3 separate regions of the Homo sapiens genome follow, and regions 1 and 3 are each linked to region 2. A link is an interaction called in ENCODE POLR2A ChIA-PET data of the cell type or tissue named here. Cell type or tissue: OCI-LY7. All regions are shown on one strand. Region 1 has its middle 87 kb from the start of LINC-PINT. Region 2 has its middle 14 kb from the start of LINC-PINT. Region 3 has its middle 53 kb from the start of MKLN1-AS.

Region 1 (5,000 bases), 73 kb before region 2:
CCACTGTACTCCAGCCTGGGTGATAGAGTGAGACTCCGTCTCAATTTTTTAAAAAATTAAAAGACTCAGGAAAATATTTCACGTGCTCAGAAAAAGAGGTATAACTAGTAAAAATGGGCCTTGATGTGATATATAAAGGCCTTCTCAGTAGCATCCACCTTCACCTATAATGAAAATATATGCCCTTTCTTCTCCAAGGGAAGTGGGTATGGCTAAGCAAGAATAATATTCTTCAGTGAGTATTGAAATAAAGAGTTTGGGTTGAAGAGGCCAAGAGTTTGAGATCAGCCCAGGCAACATAATGAGAACCTATCTCTACAAAATATTTAAAATATTTAAAAATCATCTGTATTGGCATGCACCAGTAGTCTCAGCTACTTCGGAAGCAGGATTGCTTGAGCCCAGGATTTCGAGGTTACAGTGAGCTAATGATTGCACTACTGTACTCCAGTCTGGGCAACATATTAAGACCCTGTCTCTATCTTTTTTTTTTTTTTAATGTGAGTTCAATAGAAATTAGCAAACATCTTTATTTTATTTTATATGTCCATGCTTTAACCCTCAATTCAGCTATATCTAAAACATAAGATATGTTTCCTTGGGCAAATCCTGGACTCAAGGGATTCTCCTGCCTCAGCCTCTCAAAGTGCTGGGATTACAGGGGTGAACCTCCCTGCCCAGCCTGAACTCACGTTCTTATCATTGGTTATGGACTGAGAATTCTAATTAGTTCCCCTCCTCTCATAACTTTTCAAATAAAACAGACATATAAAAAAGTCAGTTTTAGAGTCTCTCACAATTAGGCCATCAACAATACGATCAGGCTTAGTTGCCTAAGAGTAAGTTGTTTTTAAAATTCTAAGTTATCTCTCATTTCCACATCCAGAATGATATTCCCCTAATATTTATGATGATAATATTATTTTTAGGTGACGGGACATAAGGTTGTTTCTTCTTCTTTGTAATATTTTGTGTTGTTTGAATTTTTTTTATAATTCATGAAAATAATAGTCATTTTTAAAACCTCTCCGTTCAATTCACTTAGCAAAATTTATAGTTCACAGTCTTCTACCTTTTCTATTAGCTAAGTAATTTTCAAAATTTGCTTTTAAAAAATTCAACCCCACTTTCATCATTACAACTTATTTTAAAAGACTCTCCCATATAGCCAGTGTGGAAAGAAAGGATATCTGACTGTTTTCACAGGACACACTATCTTTGAAATTTTTTCCTTTGTCTATTTTTGTTCTTTGTGTTGTCACATTTAGTTGTTTCAGAATCCTGCTGAACTTCCCAAAGCATTCCGAAGGAATACCATCATATGCAAAATTTAGGTAACTTGGGAACGCTTTGCTCAACTTTGCTTTTCTTTAAAAAAAAATTTTTTTCCATGACACAGCCTCAGGAGGTCCTGACGACATGTGTCCTACTTTGCTCAACTTAGTGTTTGTACATGCTGGAATATAGTTTAAGACAAGGTTCCTAGGTAAGATAATCTCAGAAATTTTCTTTTGTGGTACAGGTGTCAGAGCAACAAAGCAGGATGAATTAGGAATAGACTTGGACAACACTGTGGTGTTGAGGCTTATACATTCTTTACACAGTTTTCCTTTTCAGGGCCTGGCCTTTGTGGTGTGATGAATACCACAGACCAATAAAACCTTCTAAGTGTCTTTCAGTCAATGATTCACTCTCACTGCATCCTGGATTCTGGCTCAATAACAGAAATTTTAAAATAGCTGCTTTTTAAAATTAGTCCAGTATGGTGGTGTGGGCCTGTTGTCCCAGCTACTCAGGAGGCCGAGGTGGGAGGACAGCTTGAGCCTGGGAGGCAGAGGTTGCAGACCTGAGATGGTGCCACTGCACTCCAGCCTGGGCAATAGAGCCAGACATTGTCTTAAAAAAAAAACATGCTGATTTTTAAAATGCTGGCAGTATTAGATTAGAAATCACTCATACTTTTTTTTTCTTTTTTGGCATTGTGGTTATACTATTAGTTATACTATTAGGTTATTACTGTTAGTACTCTATATAAAAGTGGGAAAATGAAAGAGAGTTTGTGTCATTGGAAAATTTCAAGGTCAGGCTGGATGATTATCCAAGGTCAGGCTGGATGACTATCAGGCATGCTCTAGAAGAGAGCATCCATTTAAAGGAAACTTGACTAGGGAGACCTCTCAAGTTCATCTTTCAATCCTGTGTTCTTGGCCAGGTGCAGTGGTTCATGCCTGTAACCCCAGCACTTTGGGAGGCTGAGGTGGGAGTTGCTTGAGCCCAGGAGTTGGAGACCAGCCTGGGCAACATAATGAGACTCTGTCTTTACAAAATAATAATAATAATAATAATAATAATAATAATAATAATAATAATAATAAAATTTTAATTAACTGGGCATGGTGGCACGCATTTGTAGTCCCAGCTATTCAGGGGGCTGAAGTGGGAGGATTGCTCGAGCCCAAGAGGTCAAGGCTGCAGAGAGCCATGACTGTGCCACTGCACTTCAGCCTGGGCAACAAAGCGAGACCCTGTCTCAAAAAAAAATCAATCAATCAAACAATCAAGCCTGTGCTCTGAAGTTTACCCTCTAATCTTATGATAGTAATGCACTATTTTGGAAGAACAGGAGTCTCTTCTGGCCATGTTCTTCACTTTGTCTTGATTCTGAAACCTTTGTGTGTGTGCCAGCTCTGAGAATTAAACAGAGGAGGATGGGGCGTGTGGAAAAGTATTCCTAGGAGACTCGGAGCTGTCCAGCAGTCAAAGGAGCTGCACACAATGAGCTCCAGCTAATGAGACTTGTCACGGCATTTGGAACAGGGATTCAGCGAGGCCATTCTTGACCAGGGAGAGGGGTGTATATGTATACATCTATATAGAATTCTTTGCTTACCCAACCCATTCCCAATGGGGATTTTTTTTTCCTGATTTACATGTTGCTTTTCTTTTTAAATGGGGGCCAATGGGCTTCTAAATTGTATAGAGAAAAGAGCAAGTGATAATGTACAGAGCAAGCTAGAAGGAGAAGAGCTGAAGAGGACAGCAGGCAAAAATAGGACTACTACACTGTACAAGCAGCCTTTCAGCTTGTTAATTACAAGCTATTTAGCAAACACACACACATTCTATGCAAACATGCCCCATAAGTAGGTGCCACTCTATGGCAGCTTCATTATTTACATTTTGCAGTCAGCAGTCATTTTAGCACACCGTTTTGGAAAAAAAAAAATGAATGTGTCGAGTATTAGCTTACAAAGCCTTCACAGACTTTTTTGTATAATAAATAAATAAATAAGTAGATTTGGCCTAAAAAGGTTGTTCAGCCTTTTTTCCTTTGCGAGTGACAGACACATTCGCTTTGATGAATGCCCACTTGATTGACGTTCTGAAGAAAGACATAAAAATCCTTAAGCTTGTTTATATATTCTTATAAATGGTTGGATACCTAGCTGCATTTTCTTATATTGCCTTCTAAAGAGGAACCCACATTTCCACAGACATCCTGGATTTGAGAGGAGGAATGGAATATGGGGAAACATCTCATCCAGCTTCCATGTGCTATGCAATTCAGTAGTAACCCAACTTTATAGGTAAAACAACTGAATGTGGAGAGGCTAAGTGATAATTTTTAATAACTTGAAAAATTACAAATTCAAAAATAAATTTTAATAAAAAAATTACATTTAAAGTTTCTAAAAAATTTACATATTCATTGTAGAAAATTTGGGAAATATAAAAATATACACAAAAAAGAAAATTAAAATTATCCTGATGAAACTACTGGTTTTTGTTGTTGTTGTTGTTGTTTGAGATGGAGTCTAGCTCTGTCTCCAGGCTGAGTGCAGTGGTGCAATCTCGGCTCACTGCAACCTCTGCCTCTTGGGTTCAAGCGGTTCCCCTGCCTCAGCCTCCCAAGTAGCTGGGATTACAGGCACGCGCTGCCATGCTGAGCTAATTTTTGTATTTTTAGTAGAGACAGGGTTTCACCACGTTGGCCAGGCTGGTTTCAATCTCCTGACCTCATGATCCGCCCACCTCAGGCTCCCAGAGTGCTGGGATTCCAGGCGTGAGCCACCGGGCCCAGCCGAAACTACTATTAACAGTCTCCCAAACACATATGAAATATGTATGTGGTTACATATATATTTCATGCTCAAAATATTGAGGAGGAAAAAAAGGCAAAGTAAAAGAGTTGTTAGCCCATCTTTTCCAAATTGGGAACCACTGTACACATTTTTATTTTTTTTTTAGACAGTCTCACTCTGTCACCCAGGCTGGAGTGCAGTGGCACGATCTTGGCTCGTTGCAACCTCCACCTCCCAGGTTCAAGCGATTCTCCTGCCTCAGCCTCCTGAGTAGCTGGGATTACAGGCACGTGCCACCATGCCTGGCTACTTTTTGTGCTTTTAGTAGAGATGGGGTTTCACCATGTTGGCCAGGCTGGTCTCAAACTCCTGACCTCAAGTGATCCACCCGCCTCGGTCTCCCAAAATGCTGGGATTACAGCCATGAGCCACCGTGCCCGGCCCACTGTCCACATATTTTAATCACCTTCTTTAACGCGTCTCCTCTTCCCCTGAGACCAATCTGATGATAAATTGTAAATGGGGTGCCAGATCTCCTATTTGAAAAATAGCACCAGGTTTGTAGGTAATTCCTTACCTTTCTTTTCCTCAGTAGAGACCCAGGAAATTGTAAAAGAAGTATGATACTGCAAAACACCTTTGTTTTTGCGAGATAACTTTGGAGGTGCCCGTGTTGACAGCTGTAGTCAGTCACATGCTTACCAGAACAAAGAGCTCTACAAAGGGAGAAGTTAACTTTAGCTTTGAAAATCCTTTTATCCTTCATGATTTGGTGCCTTTAAATTTGTCACCTGAATGCGATATTAACATAATCGTCTGCATTTCAGCTAATGAATGCACCTGCTTCTAAGACTTTATTTTAGCAGTTTTAATGAGCTCTTCAAAAGAGTTTGCCTGGACTTACTGCACTGCTAGAGA
Region 2 (5,000 bases):
ACATATGACAGTCTGCCCCATTCAATGGTACTATCCTTCCTTCTTTATTATTCTTTACTATAAACATAAGCAAAAATAAAAGTTCATAATTCATTGTCTTCAATACTTTTCCCAGACCTCAGCTGTCTCTGGTCATTAGCCCTTCTGGCATTATTCTCATGGGTCTCACGGATCTGAGCCCTCCTTTTTGAAGGAAGCCTCGTTATATACCCCTTCTCCTGCCTTTTGTACATGTCCTTCAAACGTACAAGCTTAATTGAACACTTCCAGAACAACCAGATTGATCTTTTTAATCTTTTTCTTCTGGATTTTTATTTATTAATTAATTAATTTATTTATTTATTTATTTATTTATATTTATCTTTTTTTTTTTTTGAGACGGAGTCTCGCTCTGTCGCCCAGGCTGGAGTGCAGTGGCGTGATCTCGGCTCACTGCAAGCTCTGCCTCCTGGGTTCACGCCATTCTCCTGCCTCAGCCTCCCGAGTAGCTGGGACTACAGGTGGCCACCACCACGCCCGGCTAATTTTTTTTGTATTTTTAACAGAGACGGGGTTTCACTGTGTTAGCCAGGATGGTCTCGATCTCCTGACCTCGTGATTCTCCTGCCTCAGCCTCCCAAAGGGCTGGGATTACAGGCGTGAGCCACCGTGCCAGGCTGTTTTTAATTTTTTGCAGAGACAGAAGTCTCACTTTGTTGCCCAGGCTGGTCTCGAACTCCTGACCTCAAGGAATCTTCCTGCCTGGGCTTCTCAAAGTGTTGGGATTACAGGTGTGAGCCACAGTGCCTAGCCTGATCTTTTTTTGGATGCTCGTCTTTTCTTCATTTAAACCACTGATTTTGTAAAAATGTACACTTCCAATCATATGACTCCTCTTGCCCTTTATTTCCTAGTTCCTGGCCAGAGGGAGTCTTGTGTCCATATTTTCTCTTAACTTGCTCCTCTCGTTCATGTCAGGTTAGCAGGTGCAGAATTGCCTTCTTTGGCTATTACAAATTCAAAGCTGCCCTGGTCACTTATTTTAAGTTGTTTGTCACTTCTACTTTGCCAACATATTTTTCTTAGCTGGTTAGAATTAAGCACAGAATAGTACTTCTTCAGTAAGCAATTAGTTTAAATTTAAGTCATGCCAACTTTATTTGACGATCACTTTTCAGCAGAATGAGACTGTCAGTAGATATCAGATAAGCTGAAGTTCTCCATTACCCCTATATCGTGTCCCTGTGCCAATAATTTTGTCATTTGTATTGGGAAAGCATTACTGATGTTGCCATAACAGGATCACAAGGCATGCTAGGAGTAGTTGACTGCATACAGCCAGTGGAGAGAGGGTATGAGCCAAGACCAGGGTTGGGGGATGCTCCCTAGAGCACGGGCTATGAATACAGAAACCAGCTTGGATCTGGGCAGCTGGCCTCTGCAAAACCTTGTGTCTCTTAATCACATAAAGTTCAGGAAGCTGTTAATACCAGGCAGTTTAGCCTTACCCTAGCAATGGGTTATCTATAAAGGGGAAGGCGCATATGTCCCATGGTTTGAGGAGAGCACAGCAGGGGTGTAGGCAGCAGAATACAGCCCTCTGCAAAGATGACTGGTCAGAACTAAGCTAAAGAAGACATCAGGATCATGGTAAAGTAGGCTGGGGTTCAAGACAAGGGACCCACATCCAAAGGGAGACTGGGATACAAGGCAGGAGGACCAGAGACTGAGGTGTTGAGGGCAAGGTGGAAACCCATATTGGGCAGAGGGGTGGGGAGGCACAATAGGAGGGAGCTACAGATGTCTGAGGCCCCATGGCTGACCTAACTGAAAGGAAGCACAATGGTGGGGCCGATACTAATGGTGACTTTCTCCAGTCTGAGCCAGCGTTTAAGTACTGGGGAGGCTGGGGGTTGGACCCATAAGTAGGGCTCCTTAGACAACCCAGCAGCTGGTTGCTAGAGAAGACAAAAGCAAGACAACTGGCCAGGTGCCTTATTGTATGCTCCTGTGACAATGTCACTTCTGCTTTTATTTTCAGCCAAATGTTCTCGGCCAGGTGTTCAGCCCCCAGGTTTGCGGGTTTCTATATGTGTCTGTGACCTCTTGACTTACAAGCTTACTCTGCTTTGCCTTTGGTTGTGTGCTTCTTTTGAATAAGTTACCTACCTTCATATTGCTGTAATACTACAACAACAGCTACCATTTACTCATTGTCTACCATTTCCCAGGTACTACACCTGCTGATTTACATACATGATCTTATTTAATTCTCACAACCTCCTTGAGAGGTAGGTGTTATTATCCTCATTTCAAAAAGAGGAAACTGAAGCTTATATGGTGTATGTAATCACCCCAAGGTCATGCAGCTGGGATGCAAAAGAGCTCAGATTTAAACTTAGTTTTGTCTGACTGCCTATTGTTGCTTTAAAAGACTGCATTTATACATTGATACTGTGATACACCTGAACAATTCTCACAGAACTTATCAGTCACTAGATCTTTTGTCTGTCAGTCTACCTACCTACCTACTTATGAATTATCTATCCTTTTATCTTCAACTCCATAATACCCAGTACTGTACTATGTAAGAAGTAGATTTTTTTTTTTTTTTGAGACAGAGTCTTGCTCTGTTGCCCAGGCTGGAGTGCAGTGGCACAATCTCGGCTCACTGCAACCTCTGCCTTCTGGGTTCAAGCAATTCTCCTGCCTCAGCCTCCCAAGTAGCTGGGATTACAGGTGCCTGCCACCATGCCTGGCTAATTTTTGTATTTTTACTAGAGACAGGGTTTCACCATGTTGGCCAGGTTGGTCTTGAACTTCTGACCTTGTGATCCACCTGCCTCGTCACAGGCCACCACACCCAGCTATTTTTATTTGTACTTTGTAGAGACAAGGTCTTGCTATTTCCCAGGCCATCACATTTTTAAATGATTGGAAAATGTGAAAAGAAGAATGATATTTTATGACACATAAAAATTATTTGAAATTCAAATTCATTTTATTGGAATATGGCCAGGTTCATTCATTTAAATTTTGTCTGTGGCTGCTTTGCACTACAATGGCAGAATTGAGTAGCTGAGACAGACTGTAGGGCCAGGAAGGCCTAGATTATTTCCTTTCTGGCCCTTTATAGAAATGGAAAAAGTTTGCTGATCTTTGGTATAACTAAATGATACAGGATGGCATAACATTTTAAATATTGTTTCAACTACATCTATTACTGTATTTCCTAAAATTTCCAGTTCAAGGACACTCTCTTTTATTATGTAGAAGAGCTCCACGTTCTTAGAACAGAGTCAAACATGTCCTTCTTTGATATTCTGTACAGCGGCCCTGATAGCAGCAACACTTTTTTTTTTTTTTTTTTTTTTTTTTTGAGACGGAGTCTCGCTGTTTCGCCCAGGCCGGACTGCAGTGGCGCTATCTCGGCTCACTGCAAGCTCCGCCTCCCGGGTTCACGCCGTTCTCCTGCCTCAGCCTCCCGAGTAGCTGGGACTACAGGCGCGGGCCACCACACCCGGCTAATTTTTTTTGTATTTTTAGTAGAGATGGGGTTTCACCGTGTTAGCCAGGATGGTCTCCATCTCCCGACCTCGTGATCCGCCCGCCTCGGCCTCTCAAAGTACTGGGATTACAGGCATGAGCCACCGCACCCGGCCCGCAGCAACACTTTAATGCAGAAACAATAACAGACTAAGAAGCTGGTGGTTTCTCTAAGAGGTTAGACGTCTCTTCCTGCCAGTAGTCACCTTTCTCTCTCATGGGAAACTGGGGCTGGGCAGCGTTATGAGTGATTACAGTGTATTACAGAACTGTAGTGGCACAGAAATGGATGCCCCCGTTTCCATCAACTCATTCAGGGTGATGTGGTGGAGTCATAGACGAGGAAAAGCAAATTGCCCTTTTCGTCATCACCTAGGACCTAAATAAAGATAAAAATGACTCAGATTGACCAGACACAGGTGAATATCACTTCTCAAAATGTTTTCTGAAGGTACTTACATGGCAACAATATGGTTCTGTGGGAGCCCCATCAATGTGTTAGCTCAAGAGTAAAACACAGGGAGCAGAAAGAACCTCCTTACATTTCCTAAGATCAAGCTGGGTTTGCAGTCAACTTCAAGGGAATCTGTTTTACTTATTTATTTTTTGAGACCCAAGCATAAATTCTACTGTCTTTCTGCATGTCTGCCTTTCTTGCCATGCATCTTTCTCTCTTTCTTCAATCTAACAAAAGTTTACTGATCATTTATTATGTGTGGGTCACAGGGCAAGCCCCAGGGAAACAAAAATAAATAATAAAATAATACTAACTCTCAAGGAGCTTAACGCTTACGAGAGAAACAAATTAAAATAATCTTTCTTGACCTTTTGGCAGTGTTTAACAAAGAGCTGATCCTCCTTAACAGATTCTTCTCTTGGTTTCCTTGGCCCCGTAGTCTCCTGGTTTCTGATTCTCAGTCTCCAGTGCCAGCTCTTTCTCTTCTTTTCAGTCTTAAATGATCAAGGATTAGACCTGGACCCACTTTTCTTTGAGTCTTTCTATCTACCCTCCTAGGCAATCTTCTTTCAAATTTATAAACCCAGTTCCAGCAGCTCTTATGAACCTCACACCCATATCTACAACTCTGCAGGGGACATCTGCACTTAGAACTTTTGATCTTCCCCTGTGTGATAGTCCATTCTTGCATTTCTTGCATTGCTATAAAGACATATCTGAGGCTGGGTAATTTTTTTTTTTTTTTTTTTTTTTTTTTTTTGAGACGGAGTCTTGCTCTGTCACTCAGGCTGGAGTGCAGTGGCGCGATCTCGGCTCACTGCAAGCTCCGCCCCCAGGGGTTCATGCTATTCCCCTGCCTCAGCCTCCCGAGTAGCTGGGACTGCAGGCACCCGCCACCACACCCAGCTAATTTTTTGTGTTTTTAGTAGAGACGAGGTTTCACCGTGTTCACCAGGATGGAGGCTGGGTAATTTTTAAAGAAAAGGAATTTAGTTGGTTCTTGGTTCTGCTGGCTGTA
Region 3 (5,000 bases), 150 kb before region 2:
TGATATATCTGGCTCTTCCTTGGTGACTTAAAAGATCCATGTCATGAAGTCATCAAAGCATAAATCTGAACCACGTGGGGAGTGAGGCTGCTGTGTGGAAGCAGGTCATGCAGCCAGGGACTGACTTGTACCTACTGATCAGCAACCACATCTAGGCTTGTCACATTTGTAATACTCCTCCTCAAAAGTCAGACAGAGTCACTGAAAGTTCTCCTTCACTGTCTTTTGTGAAGGAAATGATATGTTATAGTGGCATATCCATCAGGAAAGTTATGATTATGCTACGAGAACAAATGACCCCCAAATCTCAGTGGCTTACAACAACAACAGTTTTTATCCCATTCATGCTGCTTGTCCACGTTAAGTCAGCTGTGACTCTGCTCCAGTTTATCTTCCTCAGAGACCCAGACTGATGCAGCCACTATTATCTGAAACATCACTGGTTGTCGTGAAGAGGGAAAAGAAAAATGGTGAACCACACTGTGCCCCAAATCAACACACACATCACTTTCACCCACCTTTCATGTGCCATTGGAACGCTGCTGTCCCCATCCTCTCGGGATTTGGCCCTAGGATGTTCTCCCATGCCTGGAAATTCTGGTTATGCACTTGCTGTGCTTTCCCATCTAGAACAGATCTCTGAACTTTGACCTCCCTTCAGACCTCTAACCCCTGACTCTGAACTAGACTTTTCTTTCTGGATTCAAGTGCACATCGCTCTTCCTCTACAGATGACTCCACCCTAGCTCTCCCTCTCTCCCCAACATTTTTCTCCCAACCTTTTGTGCTCGGAAGCTGCCTTTACCTTCCCACCAGCACCTGAATCTTCCAAAGCAACAGGCCCAGAATAAAGGAGAGGGGGACACTGGAGGAAATGCTTCTGTGGTTTCCTTCCCTGTGGAGTTTGACACTCCTAGCTCCCTGTCCTGCCTGTCTCGTTCTTCCTCCTTAGAGGAGTGACTTAATCTGATTGATGAATGTGTGAAGACGACACAGTCTAGCACCTCCCTTCTTCCCCTATGTATCTGCCTGCGCAGAGTGAGGATATCATTGCGCCCTGCTCCTCCAGTGGGCCGGGTCTTCTTTCTGACCCAACCTCCCTATCCCAGCATGGGAAGGCCTGCCTTGGTCAAACGCTGTTACTTGTGACGGGGTGAGTAAGTCTACATCACCTTCAGCTGTCTACCTTCAGCTGTACCATTAGCTTTCACAATAAACAGCCTTTATCAGTAATCAAGGTGGTTATGGACTGAATAACAACCTCTCAAATTGATATGTTGATATCCTAACCAATACAAGGTGATGGGCAGGGCGCAGTGGCTCAGGCCTATAATCCCAGCACTTTGAGAGACCAAGGCAGGCGGATCACTTGAGGCCAGGAGTTTGAGACCAGCCTGGCCAATATGGTGAAAGCCGTCTCTACTAAAAATACAAAAAAGTACCAAAAAAAAAAAAAAAAAAAAAAAAATATATATATATATATATATATATATATATATATCAGCTGGGCGTTGTAGTGCATGCCTGTAGTCGCAGCTGCTCGGGAGGCTGAGGCAGGAGAATCACCTGAACCCGGAAGGTGGAGGTTGCAGTGAGCCGAGATCATGGCACTGCACTCCAGCCTGGGAGACAGAGTAAGACTCCGTCTCAAAAAAAAAAAAAAAAAAAAACCAACAACAACGACAACAAAAAAACTAGGTGATGGTATTAGGAGGTGGGGCCTTTGGGAGGTGATCAGGTCATGAGGGTAGAGTCCTTATGAATGAGATTAGTGCCTTCAGAGAGCTCTCTTGCTGTCTTTCTGCAATGCAAGCAAGGATACAGCAAGAATTGACTGCAACCTGGAAGATGCCCTTACCAGAACTTGACCATGCTGGCACCCTGATCTAGGATTTCCAGTCTCCAGAACTGTGAGAAATAAATTTCTGTTGTTTATAAGCCAACCAGCCAATGGTACTTTATTATAGCAGCCTAAACTGACTAAGACAAAGGTGATATTTCGGTCTCCATCTGCTCATTCTTTGGTCTCATTTCTCATCTTGACCAGAGATGGAAAGTGGGTAACAGAATGTTACTAATGAGATCTTCTCAGAGGCCAAGAAGGGAAATAATTTAAAAGACAACTGTGTGTCTCAGCACTAAGAAAGGAGCTTTACAAATGTTAGTTTATTTAATCCCTACAGGGGATTAGTGTTTATTATTGCCCCATATCACATAGCAGGAAACTGAGGCTCAAAGTTAAGAAACTTGCCTAAGTTCTCGTAGTGAGTGTCAGATGTCTCTCTAATTTCAAAGCCACTGCTTAAGAGCTTGTCTTTGAGTGACACCAAGACACTCATCAGGGACTGAGGCAGCAATCTCATCTCTCATCTTTTTTTTTTTTTTTTTTTTTGAGACAGGGTCTTGCTCTGTTGCCCAGGCTGGAGTGCAGTGATGCAATCATGGTTCACTGCAGCCTTGACCTGCTTGGACTCAGGTGATCCTCCCCCCTCAGCCTACCCAGTAGCTGGGACCTCAGTTACATGACACCACACTCAGCTAATTTTTGTATTTTTTGTAGAGATGGGGTTTCGCCATGTTGCCCAAGCTGGTCTCAAACTCCTGGGCTCAGATCACCTGCCCGCCTCACCCTCCCAAAGTGCTGGGATTACAGGCGTGAGCCACCACTCCCGGCAGCAATCTTATCTGAATACCTTATCATAACTAACTGAGCTGGCAATTGGGCAACACACAAGGAAGGCAAAGATGATACAATCAAAGGACAAGAAGTAAGATGATTATAAAATTCTTGGCCAAAAATCATCAAGGAATCTATTTTTGCCAGTTATCTTGGAGACTTTGAACAAACGACCTCCCCCGTCCCCAACTTATGTTTCAGCACCCCTAGTTGTAAAATAACTTAATAATACCCATTCCTACTTAAGTCAGAGGACATGTCATGTTTCTCTGAGCCTGACCTCAGCACAGTTGTCCCTATACTCCTACTTGCTATTGAAAAACAAATGTATGATCTATTGTCTTGGGTGGTACATGGAGTGAAAACAATTATAATGAATATTGAATGAGCTTAACAATATATGAAAACCAGAAGTAGTGAATTGATGAACAAGATAGTGATATTAAAGTGTCAGGCTGGGCGCGGTGGCTCACACCTATAATCCCAGCACTTTGAGAGGCCGAGGCAGGATCACTTGAAGCCAGGGGTTTTTCTAGAGATGGGATCTCGCTATGTTGCCCATAAAAAATTAGCAAGACATGGTGGCACACGCTGTAGCTCCAGCTACTTGGGAGCCTGAGGTGGGGGGATCACTTGAGCCTAGGAAGTCAAAGCTGCAATGAGCTATGATTATGCCACTGCACTCCAGCCTGGGTGACAGAGTGAGACCCTGTCACAAAAAAAAAAAAAAGGAAAAAAAAAGTCAGCCATAGGTATCTGATCCTTTAGACAGACAAAGCTTTGCTCTGACCCCTGAAGGACAGTCAACTGGCCGGCTGAACCACAGTCCCTCTTTGCGAGCCAACAAACTCCCCAAATGCCAAGGGACCTGGCAGAGTTTCCAGGAGCTCAAACCACTGCTACTTTCTTCTTATCTTCTCCACAAAAACTCAGAAAGTGCAGGGGCACCCCACAGGCCACTAAGCACATTCCCAGTGGTCCTCCAGGGAAATCTGATGCTAAAAAAATGGACCTTTTCCAAAATAGGCTCAAGCCAGATGAGGAATTACAGAAAGGACAGCCGCCCATGGAAAATACCCTGCCTCTGAATCCCCAGTGTCTTCATTAGGGAACTGAAAACACAGGCACACCAGCTGGTCTCAGCTGCTTTGAAGCACAGTGGCACAGTGGAAAGAGCAAGGCTGTAGGACTGGCACCAGGGATGAGCCTTCTAGTACCCAGCCCTGCCAAGTTCTAGCTGGGTGATCTTGGCAAAGGTACTTAACTTCTCTGGGACTCACTCTCCTCACTTGTTGAACAAGGTTTGACCAGACTGTGATATCTTCTGGTTCTAACATCCTTTCTCTTTCCTCTTTGGATTAGCATTTTACATTTGAAGACAATTAAGGGAAATTCTTGGCTGCTATGTTTTGCAGAGACCCTGCTTGATATGGTTTGGCTGTGTCCCCCACCAATCTCAACTTGAATTGTATCTCCCAGAATTCCCATGTGTTGTGGGAGGGACCCGGGGAGGGGTAATTGAACCATGGGGGCTGGTCTTTCCCGTACTATTCTCGTGATAGTGAATAAGTCTCACAAGATCTGATGGGTTTATCAGGGGTTTCCACTTTTGCTTCTTCCTCATTTTTCTCTTGCTACCACCATGTAAGAAGTGCCTTTCACCTCCCACCATGATTCTGAGGCCTCCCCAGCCATGTGGAACTGTAAGTCCAATTAAACCTCTTTTTCTTCCCAGTCTCAAGTATGTCTTTATCAGCAGCATAAAAATGGACTAATACACTGCTACTCCAGTGATCATGCCTCTCTCCTCTTCATATTCTTCATTGGCTTCCCTTTTCCCATGAGGGTAAGCCAAAATTCTTTTGATTGGCCCATGCCTCTCAATCCAGCCAACCTCCTCTCACCCCTACCAGTCACATATTTTATTCTTTGGCAATATTGGACTACTTGTACTTCCTCCTAATACCCTGACTGCAATATTAAATATTTATTGAGCATGTACTGTATGTTAGAAACATTTATAAACCTTTGCACATACTGTTTGCTTTGCCTGATATGCCTTGGGTTAATTATGGTAGAGCTTGCTGCTGTAACAAGCAAGCTATGAAATGTCAGTAGATTAACACAACAGAAGGTTATTTCTTATCCATGTAACAGCTGCATGTAGCCTTCCACCCAGGGTCCTTCTATTTTGAAGCTCTGCCAGCCTCTCAGCTTCAGAGGCCTTCGCTTCCAGAGCTGGCAGCCAGGAAGGAGAAGGAAGCAAAGGCAAACTTACGTCTTTGTCTGTCCCAGCAATGACCAACATCACTTCTGCTCACAT

Evidence for each region. ChIA-PET counts read pairs that join two places held together with the same protein. Peaks named below come from ENCODE experiments on the same cell type or tissue, not always from the same donor. Only the 100,000 strongest peaks of a DNase experiment are listed, where the experiment ranks them.
Region 1: POLR2A ChIA-PET joins it to region 2 with 5 read pairs; 11 of 35 experiments call an interaction of 5 or more read pairs at or near these places.
Region 3: POLR2A ChIA-PET joins it to region 2 with 8 read pairs; 5 of 35 experiments call an interaction of 5 or more read pairs at or near these places.

Annotation. Positions count from the first base shown.
Region 1 is chr7:131,194,754-131,199,753 of GRCh38, reverse strand. It overlaps a transcript of MKLN1 not described here. Among named protein-coding and RNA genes, the nearest start is that of LINC-PINT, 87 kb to the right of the region's middle. RefSeq lists a cis regulatory region at 4,023 and an enhancer at 3,951-4,095. In OCI-LY7, no CTCF peak of the experiment used is centred here; no DNase peak of the experiment used is centred here.
Region 2 is chr7:131,121,381-131,126,380 of GRCh38, reverse strand. It overlaps a transcript of MKLN1 not described here. Among named protein-coding and RNA genes, the nearest start is that of LINC-PINT, 14 kb to the right of the region's middle. RefSeq lists a silencer at 1,825-1,904 and an enhancer at 2,045-2,204. In OCI-LY7, no CTCF peak of the experiment used is centred here; DNase peaks (open chromatin) are centred at 1,470, 1,970, 2,863 and 3,790; H3K4me3 peaks cover 2,940 bases; H3K27ac peaks cover 4,803 bases.
Region 3 is chr7:131,272,036-131,277,035 of GRCh38, reverse strand. It overlaps a transcript of MKLN1 not described here. Among named protein-coding and RNA genes, the nearest start is that of MKLN1-AS, 53 kb to the left of the region's middle. In OCI-LY7, no CTCF peak of the experiment used is centred here; no DNase peak of the experiment used is centred here.